Linked DNA regions of Homo sapiens: regions 2 and 3 are each linked to region 1. A link is a contact called in ENCODE Hi-C or POLR2A ChIA-PET data. All regions are on one chromosome and are shown on one strand. Each heading gives the region's core, a stretch centred on a gene start or an enhancer-like site at or near the end of the contact. The rest is flanking DNA. Distances are from core to core; before and after follow the strand shown.

Region 1 (4,402 bases), core at 905-3,404:
TTACGTCTTTACAATAACTGCCATTTATTGAGGGCCTAACACATGCCAGCTACTTTATAAACAGTCTCTAATCCTAAAAACTCATTTTTCAGATAAGGAAACCGAAGTGATCTACCCGTGGTCATACTACTACTAAATGGAGAGCTAGAATTAAGGCCCAGGTTTAACTCTACATGTAGCTCTCCAAAGCTATACTCCTCTCTCATTCATTCAAAAGATATTAAACACCCACTATGTGCCTGGCACTGTTACAGGCACTGATTTACTATATGCCAAGCAATGTGCTAAGGGCTTTCTTTAAACCCCATTTAATCCTAGCAACAACTCTAAGATGCAGGTCCAATTATCCCCTTTATAGATAAGGACACTGAGTCCGAAAGGTTAAGTAACTTGCTTAAGATCACTTAACTAGGAAGTGGCAGTACTGGAGGGAGAACCCTTGACAGTATGACTCCAAAACTCTTAACCACGACATACCTCTAGGCATGATCAAATAAAACTGCCTAAACAGAACTTGGAAGAAAAAATTTGGAAAGGCTTGGGGGAATAAAGGGGTAGGAGCTGGATTACTGCAAGGTCAAGTTTGTCTTCAACAATCAAATCTAAATAAAAGGCAGTTGTTCCTCTACAATATTTACCTTAGAAAAATAAAAGAATTTTTTAAAGGCAGTTGGGATAGTAACGAAATGAGCAGTAAACTTTGCAAGAGTTCAAATCTGGGCTCTGACACTTGCTGTGGGGTCACCAGGAAGGCACCTGTCCTCTTGGAACCCGTTTCTTCTTCATATATGAAACTGAAATCCTGGCATCTCTCCTTTGGGGTTTGTAAGCATGAGGATTTGCCAGTGTAGTGGTTGACTTTATGGACTTTAGGTCATAAAAGGGTAATCAGCTGTCATCCAATGCGAACACAGTAAAAAAGGAATAAAGTTGTAACTACATTATAAATGGTCATGTCTGTAACCCTAGCCTAATTTTTGAATGTAGTACAGAAACCACCAGCCACAGTGTGAGCCGAAGCCAGTTTGTAATGTACCATCAACAGCCAGACACACATCACAACTTTAGGCCTCAGTTTCCTCACTTATGAAGTGGAGACAACTTATCTCCGAGGGCTACGCGGGGCAAGATAAATAGGTACAAAAATACATAAATATGTACCTGGCCCACAGTTAAAACGCTTAAAACACTCCAGCTCTGTCGTCTTCTCTTAGATTCTAGAAATGCCACAACTTTCTCTTATTTCTAGATGCTCTGTAGGTTCAGGGCCGTAGAGGCTGTCCACGGGCCTCACAGGAACGCACCAAAACCAGGACATCGCAAGCACAGGCGCACAGACCCAGACCCCGGCCCCGGCCCGGCCCGGCTGCAGGGCCGGGCTCCCCACATCGACAAGGACACCGGAGCTGCCCCGAGACGCCAAGAGGGCTGCGAAGAGCTGCCTTTGTACTCAGAGCCAGACGCGGCCTACGGGACGGGACCGCCACGTCTGGGGCTTGCGGGCTGCAGGGCGGCGCGGCACGCGTGGGTACACCCTGCGGGGGCGGGCTGCGGCCGCGGGGAACAGCGGCGAGAGGGGGGCCCGCGGGAGATGCGGTCCTGCCCAGCCGCGCCGAGAAGGCGGGGAAGGCGAGGCCGGAACACACCCTTCCCTGCACGCCTCGGAGCGCCCCGCCGGTTGGGGAGGGCAGGAGGCTCAGGCCGGAGCCGCGCAGGGGACACCTCCGCCCCCGCCCAGGAGTCCTGTCAGGCCGGCGCCGCGGCGCTCACCGCCGACCCACGGGCTAGCCACGGCCTGACGGGGCCTGGCCCCGGGGCGCCGCCCGCCTGCGGCCCAGTCTCCACCGTCCCCACACACGCCCCTCTGAAGAACCCGGCGCGAGGAGGTATCAGCCGGCCGGACACTACGGAAGGCCCGGGTTACCTGGGGGGTTGCTGGTGGCTGGGCAGCTTTCCGGGCGGGAGGGGGGCGTCAGGACCAGGAACAGGAGTGCGGACGCAGCGGGAGAGGGGGCGGGGGCGGTCGACCGAGGCGCCGGCAGGTACACTGGCAGGCCGAGAGGTGCAGACGCGCCGGCAGCAGTAGCGGCAGTAGCAGTGGCAGCGGTGACTGCTCCTGTGCTCCCTCAGTATCTTCCTCGGGCTGGTCCAAGATGGCGGCGCTCCCTGCACAGGGTTTCCTGTCACCCTCGCAATGGGCCGGACCACAAAAGAAGGGGGAGAAGATGCGCGCGCAGCTGGCGGAGCCCGGAAGAGGGTGGCTGAGGCCAGCCCGCTAGCCACGCCCCTTCCTCAGCCCTCACCTCTGGACTTGTCGCGCCGCCGCTGAGGCCCGCCCCACGGGCGCTCGCGCCCGGAGGGAAGGTGGAAAGCGCGTATGCGCAAGCGCAGTCGCGTGTCCTCGCCTCTTGGGGGAGCTACTGCGCAGGTCTGCGTGGAACCTGGTGGGGTGCGCCTGCGTCTTGGAGAACTAGGGTTGTCGCTCGTGGAGACTTTTGAACAATTTTTAAAGCCAACATTTACCACTTATTGGACGCTTACCGTATACTGGCCACCATGCTAAGCATGCATTTACTGCATTCATTCAACGTGTATTTATGGGGGCATTTACTGTATATACCGCTGTATGCTTCGTATATACCGGTCCTGTCCAACAAACGTCGGAGGCACGCATCCCCATTGTATCCATGGAGAAACTGAGGCTCAGGTTGGTCAACTCTCTTGTCCAAGATCACGCAGCTAGGAAGTGACCCTGCATTTCATCTCTATTTTGACTTCACTTTGGGGTTGCCTTTGACAGGGTGAGAGAAATGTGATATTTTTCACAATTTGTCTACCACCTGCCATCTTCCAACTTGCTCTGCCATAATCACTGCCCCAGAAGGTTTCGTGCTTTTCGGGTGCAGGGACACGTTTTGACTTTCTTGGACCCTGAGCACTTTTGCCTTGTGGCTTGTACATTACACACACACATATATTTCACACACATGTAAGTTAAATATATGTATAAATATTTAACATATTTTACAACTGCATTGATATAAACATGACGTATCAATATTATATAACAAAATATTTTCTCTGACCTGAAAGTTCATTTTTTTCTTCTGACTTTAAAAGAATGTAAGCCGGCCGGGCGCGGTGGCTCACGCCTGTAATCCCAGCACTTTGGGAGGCCACGACGGGCGGATCACGAGGTCAGGAGATCGAGACCATCTTGGCTAACACGGTGAAACCCCGTCTCTACTAAAAATACAAAAAAATTAGCCGGGCGTGGTGGCGGGCGCCTGTAGTCCCAGCTACTCGGGAGGCTGAGGCAAGAGAACGGCGTGAACCCGGGAGGCGGAGCTTGCAGTGAGCCGAGATCGCGCCACTGCGCTCCAGCCTGGGCAACAGAGCGAGACTGTCTCAAAAAAAAAAAAAAAAGGAACGTAAGCAAGGAGGGCTGGTAGTCTGCGCCTGTAATCCTAGCTACTGGGGAGGCTGAGGAGAGAGGATCGCTTGAGCCCAGGAGTTCTGGGCTGTAGTGCACTGTGTCACTAGATAGAGTGTCTGCACTTAAGTTCAGGAGGGAGGGACCACCCAGGTTGCCTAAGGAGGGATGAACCGGCCCAGGTCGGAGATGGAGCAGGTCAAAACTCCCGTGCTGATCAGTAATGGGATCATACCTGTGAACAGCCACTGCACTCCAGCCTGGGCAACATGGGGAGACCCTGTCTCTAAAATAAATAAATATTCATTTTTGTTGGCCCCTAAAAGTATTGGAGGCCCTAAGCCCTGTGCATACTGTACTGTGCCTAATGGATAAGGTGGCCCTGCCTTAGTTCCCCACCCCCAAATTAAATCAATCTTTCTCTTAGCGTTCAGGACCTTTTATGAACTGGTTCTGCCATGAACAAGTGAGATTTCACTGTAAAAGTGTGTGCCAGTTTGTACATCTCATATTTTCAGAGACCTGGGTTCGAATTCCTGCTCTATAATCTAATGGTATGCAGTTGTGCATGTCACTTGATTTCTGAGATTGTCAGTCTTTTCTGCAATATGAAAATAGTAATATCTCTCTCAAATAGGTCTTTGTGAAAATTAAATGGGATAGTATATGCAAAATATCTGGTATATAATAAGAAATGGAAATGATTATTACATGATAATCTAATCTAAGGTGATATTGAAATCCTTTTGCAACCCTAGAGGTCTAGGCTTCTATTTCCACATTCTTTAATAAGTATAGTTTGTTGTCACACTTTAACATTTTTGAAACTAAGAAATTTGCCTGTGCCAAGTAAAGGAGAAAACTGTGAACCAATGATCATTAATTGCCCAGGTATGAACTTAGACCTGGCTAGTAAGTTTCCTTATAGCCATTATCACCTGAAGGGAGATCTTTATGTATAGCTGATGT
Region 2 (4,402 bases), core at 1,259-3,758, 310 kb before region 1:
ACGAGGTCAGGAGTTTGAGACCAGCCTTGCCAACATGGTGAAATCTCGTCTCCATTAAAAATACAAAAATTAGCTGGGCATGGTGGCAGGCGCCTGTAGTCCCTGCTACTCGGGAAGCTGAGGCAGAAGAATCACTTGAACCTGGGAGGCGGAGGTTGCAGTGAGCTGAGATCATGCCATTGTACTCTGGCCTGGGCGACAGAGCAAGTCTCCATCTCAAAAAAAAAAAAAAAAAAGGACCAAGGTAGCCTGGGCGCAGTGACTCATGCCTGTAATTCCAGCACAGGAATTGGGAAGCCGAGGTAGGAAGATCCTTTGAGCCTGGGAGTTCAAGGCCAGCCTGGGCCACATGGCGAAACCCTGCCTCTACGAAAAATTAAAAAATTAGCCTGGTGTGGTGGCAGGCGCCTGTAGTCCCAGCTACTCAGGAGGCTGAGTTGGGAGGATCAATTGAGCCTGGGAGGTTGAGGCTGCCTTCAGTGAGCCATGATTGTGCCACTGCACTCTGGCCTGGGTGACAGAGCAAGACCCTGTCTTGAAAAAAAGAAAGAGAGAGAGAGAGAAAGAAAGAAAAGAGAAAGAAGAAAGGAAGAAAGAAAGAAAGAGAAAGAAAAAAGAGAAAAAGAAAAAGAAAGAACTAACAAGAAAGAAAGAGAGGAAGGAAGGAAAGAGTGGACAGGCTCTAGGATCTGGACTGGACTTGGACTTAGAATCTGGACTTGGACAACCTAAGGTCAGGTTCTGCCATGTATTAAGCAATGTGGATAATAATGGCACCCACAGCTCACAAAATTGCATGTGAAAACACTTTGTAAACTATAAAGTATTTTGAGCCCTGGAGGGCAGTGGGATGGGACCATCATGCCTCAGGCAGCTTCTCATCTCAGTGCCCAGTTCAAGACCTGGCACCCAGTAAATGTCCCATAAGTGTTTGCTGAGTGAATAGATAAACAAGTGATTATCATCATCCTTTTAACTTGATCTCAGCTTTGCAGAATAAAAACAGGCAGATGCTGTTGGACCCTGATTCAGGTTTTGTGAGCTGAGGCCTCACAAATGAGCCTGCTTTTTTTTTTTTTTTTTTTTTTCCTGTTAACGCTTTTGACGTTTTCATTTTAATATGTGAAACCTGGCTACTTGTCTCAGGGAGAGTTTATGGAAAAAAAGCTTCCAGCTGGCTTTGGGCAGCCCATAAAAATGTACTGAAATGTCTAACTTTGACCAGTTAGAAATTAGGAGCTGTTGGGGGATGCAGGCCGGTGACGCCACTCGCCCTGGTGAGGCCACTGAATTTCAGTAATTAGCTCTCTGGGCAGGAGGACTCGCTCCTAATTCCTTCCTGGTTCCGAGTCAAAGGATGAGGCCCTGAATCTGTTAAAGAGAAACCACAGCTTTCAGATAACAGACAAACATGTCTTTAACACACGCAATCTTTGATTCAAATGATTTCAAAGGGCATGGGGGAGGGAAGGGTTTTTGTGAGCTTTAACCGAAGCCGCTCATCAGAATGTCAGCTCTCCAAATCCTATCCTTCCCTCAGCTCAAGTCTGACCTCCTCCAGGAAGCCCTCCTTGGTAACCCCAGCCCATCACAGGTTTGTTCATCCACACGACTCCTTGCTTTAAAACTCTCCAGAGGGTCTGCCTAACTTCATGGTCAAGTTCAGTCTTCTTAGTTTGGCATACAAGGCCCTTTGTGATCTGACACCTTCTCACCTGTGTAGCCTCTTCTCCTACTCTCCACCCCCACCCTTTAACCCAGGTGCGACAAACAACCTTCACCCCTCTCCCCGGAATTTGGGCCTCAGAGCCTTGGACTGTGTTTTTGCCTTGATGGGGATTTTCCTTCCCCTTCGTCATGTGGCTGGATGGTCCTTATTCCCAAAACTCACCCCAAGCCTCTCCTGCAGGGGTGGGGAGAGATTGAGCCCCCAGGGCTGGGTTAGGTATCCCTGCTCATGCCCCAGAGCGCCTGGGTTTCTGCTCATCACAGTTAGTGTAAGGATCCATTTACTCATCTGCCTCTCCCGCCCTCTTCCCTTCTCTCCCCTCCTCTCCCCTCCTTTCCCCTTCTTCTCCTCTCCTTCCCTCCCCTCCCCTCTCTGAGGAACTTGGTCCAGCTACAGTCAATATCTAGAGAAGGTATTGGCCTAGAGAACCTTGCTCAATCTTAAGCCCGCACACCTGCCGTACTTTGGGATCACCCCGGGAACCTTAACATGCTGATGCCTGTGTTCTTATCTTCAGAGACTCTGGTTTGATTGGCCTGGATGTGGCCTAGGCATGGGGTGAAGAGTGTGGGTTGAAAAGCTCCCCGGGTGGTTCAAGGTGCAGCCCAGGTGGAGCGCCACCATAATTTACAGCACACGACTCAAGACCCACCCAGCCACTTAGAGGAGCTGCACTCCAGGCACCTCGGGGAGTATAACCTTGAACTCGGAACCCCACTATATTTGCCATATTTGTTGTGTTGAAAGAAAACTAGTCATCTGTTTATCTGAGTCAGTAGCATTGAGCAGCTGTATAGTCCCCCACAGGCCCCACCCAGTCTTCCGTGCTTGTTAGGAGAGACGGAAGCATCACAGTCACCTGGTAGAAGGATGCCTGTCTGAGCCCCACCCCAAATCCAAGGAGCCAGACCAGGGACCCTGTGCTATAAACAAGTCTCCTGGTGATCCTTCTGCACACAAATGTGCCAGGGCTCAAAACATCCTAAAACAGGCTGCAAACCCCTGACGCCTTGCAGAGCCAGGTAGGAAAGTTCAAAGCAAAGAAAGGCCTCCAGGGGACCATGCGGGGACTGGAAAACGACTGGCTCTAGCAAATTCTTGTCCTTTGGGAATGTGGGCCCCATGTTGTCAAGTCCCTCTTTTTTAAAAAGAGAATGCCAAAAATCTGAATTTTTAAAAAGGTGAAACTTGTTTAAAGCTGACAACTAATTCAAGCCATTTAAGTACACAGCTCAGACCAAACAAAACTTACCTGGGACCTGAATTTAGCATCTATTACCAATGTTTGCGGCAAACCCCACACGTGGATGAAGCTAGAGGGTGGTGTGCTTGCCTGGCCTTGTCTCGGCTCTCTCTTTTTTGAGCTGTTTTCCTGCTATGGGACTTGGGCCAGCACGGAGTAGGAGTGGGGAGGCGGTGGGGAGCGGGTACAGGAAACGGCCCCTGAGACTTGTGCCGTACGTGCAATTGGGAGGCTGTTTGGGGACATTGTTCCTCACGTTTAACAGTGTTCTCTTCATGCCAACTCTCTAAAAAAATACCTCTCAGGTCTCAGGGCCTAATAGAGTTTTGATTTGCCTCAGCAATGGTGTGCCAGTGTCTTATGGACACTGAATTGCGTGGGATCAAGTTTTAGCTGCTAGAAAGGTCAGAGGGCAATTTGTGGCCTGTCCCCATGGCATATAGGACCTCAAGGTCCACACTTGTATACCTGTCATTCCTGGGTGCTTCTGACCTTTCCAACTTCTGTTTTTCGTTTGATGCTTGTCACATGACCACTCCTGTAAAATTTTATGCTTGTATATCAAATAAAGAAGTTAAGTGCTTTCTGAAATAAGGCATGCTATAAATAAATAAGCCCATAAAAATAGTAAGTGCTGAAAAAAAGGGTTATTGAATACATGACTACTTGAATGATTCATTTTGTGGTTGCACACAGGGCCTTGCACAGAGCAGGTGTTCAGGAAATGAGGGCAGGATGGTAGAGTGGAAAGCAGCAGTTTAGAGATGGAAAGACAATAGCCCTGCCATTTCCTAGCGACTGGGACCTTAGCCAAGCTGACTAACCTCTCTTAGCCTCAGTTTCCTCGTCTGTACAATGGGGACAATCTCAGTGCCACCTTATCAGAGTTGCTGGGAGGATTGAGTAAGATGATGTAAAGTGCCTAGCATGTAACAGGCACTTAATAAGTGGCAGCTGTGATTATTTCAACACCAGAAATACCCTCATCTATGAATGTCATTGTTAAATGACTTAGTAAAGGCAGTAATGTGTGCAACATGAGTGAGGACGCTCTCCCTTTGCTCAAGCCAGCTAGAGTGTGACAGAGAAACCACATGGATTCACTGGGTCAATAAAATGGGGAGGCCTTCCAGAAGCTCTCGATTCCCTCAGCTCCTTGTCCCAGGTCTCTGCTCCCCTCCACACCAGGGCCCCTCTGATTATAGCAGTGATGGCAGGTGGCTCCCTGTCTGAGTGTGGCTGCCCCATCACTCCCCTCTCAGCATGCTTATGTGCTAAAGACCCTGTCCTGTCTGCCCCCGTCATCCAATCTCTAGCCCTAGCCCTGTACATTCCCTTTCTGGAAGCCTCTGGCAGTTTTCTGCAAGCTTCCCAGCCCTGACTGATCCCTCTCCTGGTCATCACTTAAGTGAGCAAATTCATCTTTGAAC
Region 3 (4,402 bases), core at 495-2,994, 260 kb before region 1:
GTACTGAAGGCTCCTTTGCAGAGGCTGTTTCTGGGTTGCAGCTACTCTGCTTAGGACACGGGATCTGGAACATTAAGTTACACAAGGACCTCTGTCCATAAACCTCCAGGAACACAGAGGCCTCTTCACGTAGTTCTGCTGCTGCCAGGCCCATTCAGCAGCATGCTGGCCCTGTATTCCTTTGCTTCCTGCTCCGCCACTAGAGCAATGGCATAATTTTTAAAAAGTGAAATAACATGAATAACATTTGCTAGGAACATTACAAAAAAGGTGAAGTTAAAAAAAAGAATCCCTAAGAACTAATACATAGAAGCTGAGAATAAATTAATCAGACTAAGGTACCAGTTGAGTAATCCTTATCCAAAATGCTTGGAACCAGAAGTGTTTCAGATTTCAGATTTTTTTCAGATTTTGGAATATTTGCATATACATACAATAAGATATCTTGGGGATGGGACCATGTCTAAATACAAAATTCATTTATGTTTCATGTATACCTTATATACATCCCCTAAAGGTAATTTTATACAATGTTTTAAACAATGTTTTACATGAAACAAAGTTTGTGTTAAGTACTTATGTGTGGAATTTTTCATTTGTGGTGTCATGTTGGTACTCAAAAAGTTTCAAATTTTGAAGCATTTCAGATTTTGGATTTTCAGATTTGGGATGCTCAACCTGTAATTATAAAATTATGGTAATTAGAAGAAAAAAAGAAAAATTATTAAAACCGTACAAAAGTTAACAGGATGACCCATCCCAGACCTATAGAATGAGAACCTGCACTTTCACAAGCTCTTAAACAACACTTCTGAAACTTTAACATGCCTATAATATTCCTGGATTTTTTTTTTTTTTTTTTTTGAGATGGAGTCTCACTCTGTCACCCAGGCTGGAGTGCAGAGGCGCAATCTCGGCTCACTGCAAGCTTCACCTCCCGGGTTCACGCCATTCTCCTGCCTCAGCCTCCCGAGTAGCTGGGACTATAGGCACCCGCCACCACGCCCGGCTATTTTTTTGTATTTTTAGTAGAGACGTGGTTTCACCGAGTTAGCAAGAATGGACTCGATCTCCTGACCTCGTGATCCACCTGCCTCGGCCTCCCAAAGTGCTGGGATTACAGGCGTGAGCCACCACGCCAGGCCTGGATATCTTATTAAAATATAGATCTCCGAGCTCTGCTCCCAAGATTTTCTGTTTCAGTAGGTCTGGGGTGGGGTCTGGGAATTTGCATTCCTGACAAACTCCCAGGCGGCCAGGGACCACACTTTGTATAGCATTGTTCTAAGGCTGACAGTCCTGAGGACCAAAAGAGGAAGGCAAATGGGAAAATTCGAGGCACTGGAGGAGGTTGTTTTTTAAGATAGTGGTCTTTTCCCAATTTTTAAAAAAGCACACCAGGCAGTCTCTGTCTATGGTATCTTAGCACAAAGATGCTTTTTGTTTTTAATGCTATGTTTATATTTGTGCAAGATTCTACATTTTAAAATTTCTCTCACTTGTTGGATCTTATTTCATCCTTGCAACAAATCTGTAAATTGGGTTGGGGGAAATTCTTTCATTATTTTTAAAAGATAGAACTGAGGCCTAGAGAGTTAAGACAGCTGGAAATCACACTCCAGCTGACTGCCACAGATTGTGGGCTCCTGAGTTGGCACTAAGGTGTTTTTCCTAATCATTATAACCCATTAGGGCTGATAATGTTACTTCCGCTTTCTAGATGGGCAAATTGAGACTTGATGAGGTTCAGGAACTCTCCCAAGGCCACAAGTCAGGGCAGCTCCTCTGTTTCATGGTTCAATGTCTTACTTCTTCACTGTATCACTTCCCCATACTAACTCCTCCTTTCTCTCTCTGTCTGTCAGTCACACACACACAACATAGCCAAATCAGTGAGCCATTTTAATTTCGACACCCAGCATTTATTTAATGAACAGACCACAGTTTGGCCTTTCGCCTTTAGAGGTGAAAGGAGGAGGCAAGAAGAGGATGAATGACGACCAGCCTTGCCCCAAGGCCCTAACAGACTCAGGAAACCTTTCTGCCTTCTCCTCCAACTCTAAGCATATCTCCTTTCCCTTCCTCTTCCTTTGCCCTCAGAGAATTACAGTCTAGTCCTGGCTCTAATTTCCTAAAGGTTCTTTATTTGGAAAATATATTATTAAGCCAAACAATCCTTTCCTTAACTCCAATTTCTCTTGTCTCATTCAGTTTCAACCCCCCTCCCACCGACCACCCTTCCAACACCAACACACACACACACACACACACACACACCCCTCCAGCCTAACAACAACAACACCAAAACCCTCTGATTGCTCCCAACTCATCTGTTAGACATGTTAGCCCTGGCCCTCACCACCAGGCTCGGGTCTCTGCTTGCCCCTGCAGGCAATGTTTCTATTAGGCCCTGAGGAGACACCAGGCTGCATATAGGAAGGCAGAGGAGCCTGGTGCTGCGGGTTCTAGCCCCAGCTCTGTTGTGGAACCCTCTTGGTGAGTCCTGGCTCCTCCCTGGGCCTGCTTCCTGGTCTGTGAAATGGGGAGGCATTGATGAGATGATCTCTAGAGGATCTTTAAATGTCAATATTTTATGAATCTAAGTAGGATGTTCACAGGTAAAAAATTATTGAATTTACCACCTCTAGTGTGCCAGAGAGGTATTATTACCCAGCCACAAGTTACTTTTATTGTGCCAGGCACTGTGCTAATCATTTTATGTGCATTATCTGTATTATCTCATTTGAGCCTTGCAGAAATCCTCTGACTTGGGTATTATTAGTACTTCTGTTTTTCAGATGTGAAAACTTCACCTTTTTATTAAAGCAGTCAAGTAGATGTTTTCTTGACTATTAAAAGTCTCTCAGCACTGAAGGGACATTAAGCCCCCTACCTTGAATTGCCCAGAAACATCCCTGGAAGGTGGCAGCTAGACTCTGCTCAGATGGCCCCAGCAATAAGGAACTTGGACCTGACTCTACTTTTGAATGGCTATGGCTATAAGAAAATGCTTCTTCACAGGGAGCCAAAACTGGTGTCTCTGTAACTCCTGCTCATCTCAGTGGTGGGAAGAATGCGGTGTTCAGAGGCCTCACTTGGGCTTCTGTCCTGGCCTTTCCATTTATCAGCACCATAATCCTAGACAAGCTGCTCCTCTGGACCTCCATGTTCACAGGCAAAAAATGAAGGAATCGGATGAGATGAGCTCTAGGTCCTTTCTGGTGTGGGCATTTTAGATTTGTATAATTCATGACTGTGCATGTAACATACACATATCTGACTATAATGATGGAAACAGAGAAGGAGTGGAATTTTGGTGGCGGGGGGCCTCTGTCAGGTATGAGGCTGTGAGCATGGTGTGTGTATGTGCATGTTTCTGGGACAGGGGTCTGTGAAAGAGAAGAGTGGCCCTGGACAACTGGCGTGAGGCCTCGGTGTCCCTGGGAGCCAGTCTGGTGCCCAGAGCCAGGCTGGGGTGTTCTCTGTGTCTGATGTCATAGAACATCAACATCAGACAAAATGGATCCATACTAAAAACGACTACTCTATAATCATGTTTGAGCAGGATATAAAAACAAGAACATTGTCCAAACCACAAAAATGACCACACACACCCTTTTCCTGGCTAAAGTGAGTAAGTGCTGCTACTTTTCCTCCCAGCTAGAAAAGAAATAAGATACTGGGTCATAGGATTGCCCCTGCTTCCTGAAAGCATCCAATCCAGAGTAAAGTTCCATTTCTTTGAGGCTCCTCCCAAATACTCTATCACAAGTACAAATCCTATAATAAGGCTTTTCTAATGCACTCTCACCGAGAAGCCTTATGGTCCCCATGGTGTGTGTTCTCCCTTGTTGCAAAGACTCAATAAACTGAAACTTGTTCAGTTCCAGGTATTCCTGGTTGTCTTGATTGGAGGGAATTGATAAGTCTATAGCTTTCATTAGATTCTGAAAAGGATGTGTATGTGGCTGGAGAAAATCCCACAACCCATGCTGATCAGTCCCACTTTAAATTCATGACTAGAAACTTCAAGTGGACCCTTAATACGAAGAAGCAAATATATTACAAGTCCTTAGTTGGTTCAGCCTCCCTCTCTTTTAGATAACTGTCTCACCCTTCTTTCCTCCCGTCACACCTCCAATTGCTCCTCCCTATCCTCCATCTCAGGTGATGATCTTCATCCTACTTCTCTGAGAAAGGGACTTCCACAGACTCTCACCACATCTACCCCTTGCCAGCGTCTGCTGCATGTGCTCAGCTTCTCTGCCTACAACCATGGGTCATGGATCAGGGATCGGTATGCTGCTGCCCAAGGGCTAAATCCAGCCTGCCTAGTCCATGCCCATTCTTTTCTGCATTATCTATGGCTGCATTTGTGCTACAATGAGAGAGTTGAGCAGTT

What was found. A loop is a pair of places that touch in the nucleus more often than their neighbours do. ChIA-PET counts read pairs that join two places held with the same protein, here RNA polymerase II (POLR2A). Pooled maps may share reads with other maps.
Region 2: a loop to region 1 is called in a map of CD4-positive, alpha-beta memory T cell, with 3 times the contacts of the local background. The contact joins the enhancer-like site here to the promoter of RAB14 in region 1. A Hi-C loop is called at or near these places in 1 of 168 maps with a recorded cell type or tissue (CD4-positive, alpha-beta memory T cell), 1 of 37 single-sample maps with no recorded cell type and 9 of 50 pooled maps. POLR2A ChIA-PET finds 5 or more read pairs at or near these places in 6 of 52 experiments (CD4-positive, alpha-beta T cell, GM10248, GM12878 and 3 more).
Region 3: a loop to region 1 is called in a pooled map, with 2.3 times the contacts of the local background. The contact joins the enhancer-like site here to the promoter of RAB14 in region 1. A Hi-C loop is called at or near these places in 1 of 168 maps with a recorded cell type or tissue (B cell), 6 of 37 single-sample maps with no recorded cell type and 9 of 50 pooled maps. POLR2A ChIA-PET finds 5 or more read pairs at or near these places in 2 of 52 experiments (MCF 10A and activated T-cell).

Annotation. Positions count from the first base shown.
Region 1 is chr9:121,199,715-121,204,116 of GRCh38, forward strand. It overlaps RAB14 (RAB14, member RAS oncogene family), which reads right to left and starts at 2,155. Exons shown (of 8, transcript NM_016322.4): 1 at 1,925-2,155. It also overlaps a transcript of GSN not described here and the pseudogene RN7SL181P. RefSeq lists silencers at 1,337-1,586, 1,607-2,076 and enhancers at 1,769-2,268, 2,087-2,306, 2,577-2,736.
Region 2 is chr9:120,889,208-120,893,609 of GRCh38, forward strand. It overlaps a transcript of PHF19 not described here. Among named protein-coding and RNA genes, the nearest start is that of PHF19, 14 kb to the left of the region's middle. RefSeq lists an enhancer at 3,414-3,633. Within about 2 kb of position 2,509, at least 10 of the 41 ENCODE cell types and tissues checked have a DNase peak (open chromatin) inside an H3K27ac peak, as active enhancers do; they include CD4-positive, alpha-beta T cell, where a contact is called at or near this core.
Region 3 is chr9:120,942,832-120,947,233 of GRCh38, forward strand. C5-OT1 (C5 3' UTR overlapping transcript 1) reads right to left here. Exons shown (of 2, transcript NR_148450.1): 2 at 1-678. Among named protein-coding and RNA genes, the nearest start is that of C5-OT1, 7.8 kb to the right of the region's middle. RefSeq lists an enhancer at 2,015-2,064. Within about 2 kb of position 1,745, at least 3 of the 41 ENCODE cell types and tissues checked have a DNase peak (open chromatin) inside an H3K27ac peak, as active enhancers do; they include B cell, where a contact is called at or near this core.